Linked DNA regions of Homo sapiens: region 2 is linked to region 1. Evidence: chromatin loops called from intact Hi-C (ENCODE). Cell type or tissue: heart left ventricle. All regions are shown on one strand. Region 1 overlaps PIP5K1B (phosphatidylinositol-4-phosphate 5-kinase type 1 beta). Region 2 overlaps PIP5K1B (phosphatidylinositol-4-phosphate 5-kinase type 1 beta).

What was found. Hi-C counts contacts between places; a loop is a spot of excess contacts. Peaks named below come from ENCODE experiments on the same cell type or tissue, not always from the same donor. Only the 100,000 strongest peaks of a DNase experiment are listed, where the experiment ranks them.
Region 2: a loop joins it to region 1, with 4 times the contacts of the local background. A loop is called at or near these places in 4 of 110 quality-filtered maps.

Annotation. Positions count from the first base shown.
Region 1 is chr9:68,859,623-68,864,622 of GRCh38, reverse strand. It overlaps PIP5K1B (phosphatidylinositol-4-phosphate 5-kinase type 1 beta), which reads right to left. Exons shown (of 16, transcript NM_003558.4): 5 at 656-786. Among named protein-coding and RNA genes, the nearest start is that of PABIR1, 82 kb to the right of the region's middle. In heart left ventricle, no CTCF peak of the experiment used is centred here; no DNase peak of the experiment used is centred here; H3K27ac peaks cover 543 bases.
Region 2 is chr9:68,804,429-68,809,428 of GRCh38, reverse strand. All of the region lies in intron 2 of PIP5K1B (phosphatidylinositol-4-phosphate 5-kinase type 1 beta), which reads right to left. Among named protein-coding and RNA genes, the nearest start is that of PABIR1, 27 kb to the right of the region's middle. In heart left ventricle, no CTCF peak of the experiment used is centred here; no DNase peak of the experiment used is centred here; H3K4me3 peaks cover 398 bases; H3K27ac peaks cover 2,605 bases.

The sequences.
Region 1 (5,000 bases):
CACTTTTAAGTGTACAGTTTTGTGGCATTAATACATTCATATTACCATCATCCATTTCCAGATGTATTTGTTTTTAAATAATTGATCCCCTCACCCTAAAATGATGAAAGCTAGAGACAACATATATGGGTAACTTTGGTATTTTTGCAAACAGCAGGATTATCCATGTTTTCTCGAGGAAAGTTAAGTTAAAGTCATCATAAAAGAGAAGAGATAAGACTAAACTCAGATTTGAGGCCCAATTATGGGCCTACCAGCCCATGCTTTTAAATTAGGGGGAGCAAAAACCTAGCACCAGTTGCTGCTTCATGGAAGCCTTCTTTCTATAAACCCTTGGCGGACATTACTCTGTGATTACTGCACTCTTTCCCACTGAACCTCAAAATCTTTCTCCATATGGTCTTCCAGGCATTCATCACAACTAATTAGAATTAGTCCATAGATGAAACCTATTTACCATCTCCACATAAAAATTGTGAGACATCCTGATGAAACAGGAAGTAAACATCATTTGGACTGCCTTTGGCCCTGCCAAAGGCCCAATATTCACATCTGTACATATAAACATGTACATAGTAGAAAAGCCCTTCAATATGGGGTTGTCACAAAGAAGGTTCCTTAGCATGGAAATCATCACAAATAAAAATGTTCTTACCTGGGTAGGAACACACTTTCCACCACATAAAAGTCTTGCATAAGAACATCTCGTTCTGGCTTGGAAGTGAGATTACCCACTGTGTATCCTATTCCCAGCTGAATAGCACCTTTAATAGCAGATGATGCAGTCTGCAAAGAAAACAAGGGTCTCAACATTAGTCTTAACAGTCAGGGCCTTGTTCAATGGTACAGGCAACAAAACATGAGTGAGGTTCAATTCTCTTTCTTGCTCCAAAACAATGACGAGGCTGAGGTTTGGCAAGATGATAAGTTGCTTCTTTTGATGCAGAATCTATTCCAAACATTAAAGCTCTTTCTTTTCAAATGTTTTTTGTGATAATGTTTCTTATAATTTAATTTGGAAATTGCTTACTAGTCCCACCATAGATCCATAATAATTTCTTACATTAATCTGTGCTAAAACATACAGCATGGGGACACCAATATTTCCCATTTACTACTTTTCTAATATCATCCAATAATTAAGCTGATGTAATGTTAACTTGGAGAATAACTACTGTATACGTGTGTGTGTGCGTGTGTGTGTGTATGTGTGTGTGTATGAGTATACACATATATAGTTTTAACCAACATAATAGGAGAAATAACAGAATAACTCAATTTAGGACAATTAGAATGTATTTTTTTACGGTGAAGTGTGTCATACTTTTTATGCCTTGCACTGCCTAATGTAGTGCTACATACATGGTAGGAATTAAATACTTAAATCAGTGGTTCTTCACCAGGAACATCTGATGATATCTGAAGACATTTTTTGGTAATCACAACTGGAGGTGGTGGCATTACGTCTAGTGGGTAGAGGCCAGGGATGCTGCACAGGACAGCTCCCACCACAAAGAATCATCCAGACCAAAATGTCAATAATGCTCAGGTTAAGAAACCCTGACATGAATGGATGTAATAAAGATCATTTACTTTATAGAAAAGATACTTTCTTTCTGATTTAATATTTTTACTTAGCAAATCTAAGACCCATCCCCACCTCCCCACATGCTTTATATCTTTTTATTTCTTCAAGCTTTTAACACCAGAGAACACCTGTCTATTCTGGAAAAAAATGTCTTCTCTTGATTTCTATGATAGAATATGGTCCTGGAGCCACTTCTATATATATATATATATTTATTTATTTATTTATTTTTTATTTTTTTTTGAGACAGCATCTTACTCTGTCGCCCAGGCTGGAGTGCAGTCGTGCAACCTCGGCTCACTGCAATCTCTGCCTCCCGGGTTCAAGCAATTCTCATGCCTCAGCCGCCTGAGTAGCTGGGACTACAGGCATGCACCACCACATCTGGCTAATATTTGTATTTTTAGTAGAGATGGGATTTCGCCATGTTGGCCAGGCTGCTCTCAAACTCTTGGCCTCATGTGATCTGCCCACCTCAGCCCCAAAGTGCTGTGATTACAGGTGTGAGCCACCATGCCCGGCCCACTTCCAGCTTTTCTTATAGTCTCTCCTGTCACTTCTTCTCTGACCTCTCATATTGTATTTGCTATAATTGCAGTGTCCCCTGAATTCGGTCCTTGATCCTCAGGTCTCCTTAATTGCCCTGGTAATCAATCCATTCTTAATGACTTAAATACTGTTTCTATTCAGATGGCTCGCAGATTCTTTTCAATCAATTGGGATGCTGTTCTGTCAACACGAATGCAGTGTATACAGAGCCAGATTAATATCTTACAACCTCTCCACACCACTTCTGAGACTGGCTTCATTTCCCAAGGCAGTGTCATCTTCAGTTATCCAAACTTGACCTCCAAACAGACTACATCTAGAGCAGGGCTAGGTCTCTAGTCCATCTACAGACTACTTTCTCATAGGGGCATCATTTCATCACTTTGCTTATTCTACAATAAAGGTTATGTCACCTTTAGTGTGAGGACGACTATCTACATCCTTGACACTTAAGGAGGTAGAAAAATGTCTTCGTGTTTTTCTTTTTTCACATGCCCTTTTATTTAAGATCCTAGGGCAGCAAGATGGCAAAAGACTAAGACTTAAGCCCACAGTGCATTCAGTGTTTCTTAAAAAAAAAAAACAAAAAACAAACAAACAAAAAAACCCCCTGCTATTTTAATGCTCCCTCTCGGAGCTCTGCAATGCCACCATTTGGCGTCAGTGACCTTTTGTACCAGTAGCTCTGACTTTTAAAGGCTGAAATGGATTTTCTTCATTTTAACCTTGCATAAAAACTCAAAAGGCATCTCTTCTCCCATGCGTCACTCAGACTGGTAAGGCACAAGACGTGACATAAGCACTTCCCAGAGGGCCCGATACGCCACACTGTTCTAAGCCAGATCTATCAACAGGTTCACATGCTGCCCAAGTGCTCTGCAGCCCCCGCACCGCACCCCTGACGCTGCTTTCCAGAACTATCTGTATCTGCTTAACTCACAAAACCACCACGATAACATCATTTTAACACTTCTTGGGCTGGAACAGCCTGCCAAAGAGAGTAACCAATTCTTGTCTCCACCCTGGCAACAGAAGGTAGTCAAAGCTGTGACTAGTCTACACCTAGTGTTATCAAACTTCAGGAACATGAGAATCACTGGGTATACTTGCTAAAACAGATGACGGTCATGTCCCCAGAATTTCTGATTCCAAAGGTCTGGAGTGAGGACCAAATATATGCTCTTGTTCTAAGAAAAAATCTTTCTCCTCTGGTGTAAGGTTAAGTTTTGAGTCCCTGAGGAGTAAGATTTTGAAAAGAACCCTGCTGTTATATATTTAGTTAAATCAAAAACAGACTGGTAATAATATTACTTTCCTTTCAGAGCATTTAAATTTCAGGTGCTCTGATGGGAGAAATAATAAAAGTAGTTATTAATCTTTTTTGACCAACTAATTTATGCCAGGCACTTGATATATGAATAATAACAATTATGATCATAATCTATCATAATCATAGCACATACTAATGTAGTGTTTACTACTAAATGGCAGGCACTGTTCTAAGTGCTTTCTGGTTATATTAAGCCTTTTATCCTCACGACTGTATGAGGTAGGCACTCTTACTATTTCTATTGGCTCAGGAAGGTTTAGCAACTTACACGAGGTAACACAGCTACTGACAAGGTGAAGCTGGGACTCACCTCTAGGGAGGCTGGCTCCAGAGTCCCAAGTTACACTCCACTGTCTCTAAATCAGAATCTCCTCACTCATTTGACCCTCTCCAGAACCGTGAGGCATAGTAACAACTGTTCCCATTTTACAGAGGTGGATTTAAGGCTCAGCAAGGTTAAGTGACTTGCCCAAGTCCCTTTGCTAGTATGTGGTGGAGTCTGACTGCCAAATTCAGGCTGCCTCCATATCAGTGTTTGCAAAATGAGCCTAGAATCAAAGTCGGAAGTTCTCTTTTAAGTATGAATGTTTGACCTCAACAAAGCAAAAGCTCTGAGAGAGCCATTCCTTTTGGTGAAAAAAGGGTAAAAATTTTATTTCTTCCAATCATACCCACCCACGGGTAAGCCAAGGAAAAACTTGTAAACTTCTTGGTAAAGCTGTACAAACACCATCGTTAATGTCACCACTGGTAACATGGGGACTATTAACAAAAGGCGGCATTTTGCTGACATACTAGGAATGACACCTCAAAGTTTCCTCCTCCCCAGGTCTGTGTAAAAATTAAATGCTTTAATAGTGATATATTTGGGTATCACTAAAAAGCATCTTATATATGGAATCTAAAAATGTTGAACTCGAAGTAGAATGCCAGTTACCAGGGGCTGGTTGGGGGCTGGGGGCTTGGGGAGATATTGGTCCAAGGACAAAATTTCAGTTAGATAGGAGGAATAAGTCCAAGAGATCTATTGTACAATATGGTGACTACATTAATAACAATGATCGTATGTTAAAAATCACCAAGAAAGTAGATTTTAAGTGTTCTCATCACAAAAAATAACTATGTGAGGAAATGCACACTACCTCAATTAACTAACTCAACAGAGCCATTTCACAACGTATACATATTTCAAAACATCATGTTGTACACAATAAATACATATAATTTTTACTTGTCAATTAAAAAAATAAAATAGAAAAAAAGCATCTTGTCTGCTTTGTGGAAATGTCTGAGGCACATCCTAATATTAAGCCAGATGTACTTTGAAACTGTGAAAAAACACTGTGAAACACTACCTGGAGTGTCTCTGATGAGATTAGTAAATCATGATGATGACAAAGAACCTTCTGTGTGAAGTGTTGGTGATTGCAGTATTAGAACCAATAGTCCTTTCCCTGAAAACTCTAAGCCGCCAGAGCTCCCTTCCTTCCTCCAGGATACCACCAACAGACCAGTGACACGGTGGTGGGTTGC
Region 2 (5,000 bases), 55 kb after region 1:
TATTCTTAGGAAAACGTCAGCCTGGTAAACAGTTTTGCTGGGAAGATAGGAAGTATTATAGTTCTTCTTCTAGAGCCCTTACAAAGAGGCGTGGTATTTTTTTTAATGTGGGTTTGGCAACAAAAACAACAGTAACAACAACAACAACAAAAAGCAGGAGAAAGCAAAGGTTTAAAATGTGCTGGGTTATTTTCTGAGGCTTAAACAACAAAAAAAACACCAAACTGAAACAATCCTTAACATAGTTTCCAAAGCAGAAATGCCTGTATTTTTCAGACCAGAAAAAATTCTTATATTAAGAAACTATAGGCTTAGAGTTTTTTAAAGAATATTTGCATAAACTCTCAAAGAAATGCAGAAAATCTGTATGTTAAATATTTGTACAATGGAGGCCACTTCTACATACATATGTTCAGACATATGGTATGTTACACATTTGTATGCTTAGAAGCTGTAAAAATAGAACTATGGTGTCTTACATTCAATGTAAAGCTCTCCTATTCTTACTGATGAAAATAATTTAAATGAGGTTTCACTTCATGTATCTAATATTTATATAACCAAGCCACTGCCAAAACCAATTCCAAACGATGGCACCTGCTCGCTATGAATCCAAATGGAGACCAATCAAAACAAATTGCAGGGCTCTTATATTCTCTCATAAAACACATTCATCAATTCTCAGAATGGCTCTCCCAAAGTGAATAAACAGAATAGCTATAAATGGCAATGACAAAAGGATCAGCATCAAATGAACCACTTGTAATTCATTTTCCCAACAAAGGTTGTGCTAAAAGAATTCATAAGCCTTTTCAAGCCAAGCCTTCATTGCAAACATTAGACAGAAGAAAGTCGCCAGTGAAAACAGCCATGACGGATGTGTTGCTTTCAGACCAATGTAACTCACAGCCTTTCATGAAAAACACTGCTACTGCATGATGTCCTGCAATGATTTTCATTTTACATATACAAAGACATAGTATGTATCTGTGTGTATCTGGTGATAGTGTCGGGGTGGTGGGGAAGCTGGGAGTCGGGGGGAGTAATTAGTTAGATAGTCATGATATTTGGCATGGAGGCAAAGAATCCATGGAGATTTAACTAACACTGTTACTTTTCTATCTCTTCCCAGTCACATCTGGGATAATCACAAATAATCTCACATAGTTGAACTTCTTGCCTCTATAACTTGCTTACATTTTTTCTTCCCCTTTTGTTTTGTTTTGTTTTTGAGACAGAATCTTGCTCTGTCACCCAGGCTGGAGTGCAGTGGCATGATCGCTGCTCACTGCAACCTCTGCCTCCCAGGCTCAAGTGACTCTCCCGCCTCAGCCTCCTGAGTAGCTAATATTACAGATGCACACCACCACGCCAGGCTAATTTTTGTATTTTTGGTACAGACAGGGTTTTGCCATGTTGGCCAAGCTGGTCTCGAACTCCTGACCTCAAGGGATCTGCCTGCCTTGGCTTCCCAAAGTGCTGGGATTACAGGTGTGAGCCACTGTGCCAGCCTCTTCCCTAGTTTTTACCATACATTTGATACTGGGTAGACTTCACAATATTATATCTTTACTACATGGCAATATTTCTCATTTTTCATTCACCAGCTTATGCTTTTTGTCCACATTTTATTTCTAAGCTATTTTCCTCTTTTTTTCCTAAGAGTACATGCCTTGGGAATTATTCAATTATTACAACAATTTATGATACACTATATGCAAATAAAACCAGTTTTGATTGGCAGAAAAATGTTTGGTCTCAGAAACAAACAAACAAGTCTGTTTGCCTTTGTTCCTGTAGCAGCCTGCAAAGTATTTCTGCGTTTATGTCATTTTCTATTGAGAAACCAAAGCCACACAGATCCCCTATATGCCCCAAATACAAAGAACAGCTGATAGTTACCCTGCCAGGTGTCTGGGGGCTCTGTGCCTGTGGGGAAGTCTGAAAGGCCATAGCAGGGAAGCAGGAAGAACTGTTAAATAAATACAATCATTGCAGGGGATGGCCAATGCTGTTATGGGCAGAAAAGGACTGAGCAGGAGACAAATTTTGTCCAAAGGAAAAAATTTTTAAAAGCCTTTCTGTAGTTTGGGTGAATAAGCTTAATTCGTAACAAGCAATGAAAGTGGTTTCAAACTAGGCACAAATGTAAATGCCTAGATAGAAGCAGTCATGAAATGACCACTTAAGATCTATTCTTCAATGAGGAGGGTATTCATTTACTCAAACATGTATTCCCGGATGTCTTTATGTGAGGTACTTTGAGGTATACAAGATGAATGAGATGGTCCCTGTTCTCAAGGCACACAAAAGAGAAGCCAAAACTCAAGCACATGTAATAATGGGAAAGTCTTTAACAGGATTAGAGTTAATACTTTTACTTGGCTTTGCCTCTAACAAGTATTCAATCATCACAGTCAGAGAGCTTATATGGAATGTTCTTTAATATGTAATAAAAAATTAAAAAGCAAAAAAAAAAAAAAAAACCAAGGCCAAAAGAGATAATAAATCAGCCACTAATCACTGAATATTAAATTTTCCAAGTGTTTGACATGTGCTTGGCTGTGTGCAGGTTCAAGACACACTGGGCAGGCAGCTGCTTTCAACAAACCAACAATTTCCCTAGAGAATCAAAACTAAAAGGAGTTCAGAGGAGAGGGAGGTGACTGTGGTCTAGAGTCAGGGTCTACAGTCAGCATTCTTAAGTCATGGATGAGAGATGTCAGAGCAGGAGGGAAGGAGCAGGCGTGGAGAAGGGAAGGGCCATGGCATGTCTGGTAAGAGAAAATTATCCTGTGCTGATACGATGGGAATTCAAGGGAAGAGGATGATTAGCGGCGGGCTAGATGGCCCTGGGAGACAGCCATGAATGTGACAAATTAAGGAACATCTGCTGAAGGCTTCTGAATAGGAGGCCAATAAAAATTGTAAAAATAATATTGCTTAAAAGAAGGCGAGATAAAATGGGAAGCGAAAACCAGATTTGAAGGGTGACTCTAGAGCCTGCTGCAATAGTCATGAGGATGAAGACCTGAAAGACCAGGGCAGAGCTGCAGGCTGAAAGGAAGGAGCCCCACAAGATGTTTACAACAAAAACACTGTCAGAACCTGAGCAAAGCCAGGGACTGAGGAGTGCAGGGTTAGCAGTTAAGTCAAGATGGCAAGGCGTGCAAGCTTCACTAACCACTGAAGATCATGGAGTTCTCAGAGCAGCTTTCTCCCTGCCTGGTCATAACCTGTGCCACCTTTATCCCAGCTGCAGAAGGAACCAAGGAGGGACACTTGAACTAGGCTAAACCAGCAGATTATCCAAAGCAAGAACTTTATCTACAACACAGGGACTGAGTGAGTCAAGTGACTTTTCAGGTCAGGTAGGGTCAGGGCTAGCCAAGGTCCTGGGAGAGTGAAACTAGGAAAGCTGCAATTTAATCAGACTGTGGAAAGATGCACAGAGAAGGCCCTGTGTTTCCAGACAGACAGAGATACTGCTACAGCCTGACAACTCTCCAGCTGTGTAATGTCTAGCCATACTCCCTAGCAAGCAACTGGGTTCTGGGAGCGCCCCTGTATCTTCACAATCCATTCAGCATTCACTTGAGTTCTTTGCAGGAGTTTCTAGTCCTTACAGCCAAACTCTCCTTGACTAAGACAGAAAATGTTTTATCAATAAGCTGCCATAAGCCTAGCAGAGGTCATTGCTCCAATCTCCACTTGTCACTACCCCCTCTGGAGAGCCACACCCTAATGTGACAGGTGATGACAGCTCGGTGGTCACAGGAAGAGGCTCTGGTGTCACAACACTGCCCAGCTTCACTATTGACTCTGCCGCACACCAGCTGTATGGAATCCTCAAGTGGCTTAACCTCTGTGTGCCTCAGTTTCCTCATCTGAAAAATAAAACAAATAACAGTACCTCTCTCACAGGGCAGTCGTTAGTAATGTCCAAGATTTACAGCACTCCAATGTTCCTGGCACACCATACGCAGTCCCTGCACTCAGCATTGTGATGACTATTTTTAGCTACTCTCACCAGAAGGAGCACCACAGGACAGAGTGGACCCTCATTGCCCTGCTCCCAACCTTCTCGTGGCTACAGAAGAAACTCCAGGTATTCGAGGCCTTGCAAAGTGTGATGCTCACCCTCATCTCTGGCCGCTCCTCCACCATTCTTCCCACCCTTGAGGTGAAGGAGCCTCTACACACAGGGCCCCCTGCGCCCCACATGCTCCCTCTCAAGTGTCAGAGGGCTCCTTCCTCTGCAAATGTGGCAGGTGCTCTGACAGCCTCTTGCCTGCACCAACAGTGTTTGTTCTACTTGAGCTAGCCTCTCCAGGGCTGTGCCAATCTCAAATGCCTCCCCCTGAGGACTTCCTTGAAGAATGCAATGCTTCATCTGCTGTGCCCTCACAGCCCTCAGCCAACGCACTTGCATTCTGGACCAGTTAGGCGTTTAGGTGACCCTGGACTGCATGTGCTCTCTGTCCTATAAATAATCATTATCACAGCCAATGCATATGAAACACTCCTTTGTGCCAGGCACTCAGACAAGTACTACATGAATTAACTCATTTAATTCTTCCAACAACTCCAAGTAACAGGTTTCTGTTATTATCCTCATTGCTTGGTTGCAGAGGAAAACGAAGGCAACAGAGAGGTTAAATAACTTGCCTCTAGCTGGGTGAAGTGGTGCACACCTGTAGTTCCAGTGCTTTGGGAGGTCAAGGCTGGAGGATCACTTGAACTCAGGAGTTCAAAGCTGCAGTGAGCTATGATCATGCCACTGCGCTCCATCCTGAATGACAGAGTGAGACCCTGTCTCTCAAAAAAAAAAAAAAAAAAATTGAAAACTAGAAGAATAAAATATATAAATAACTTGCCCAAGGTCATACAGTTGGAGCCAGGATGGGAATGCACAGACTGTCCAGTTCCAAAGTGGCTCTTAACCTCTCTGCTAATACTGCCTATTTGAAGACTTCGCTTATTTCCTTAAGTCCGCTACC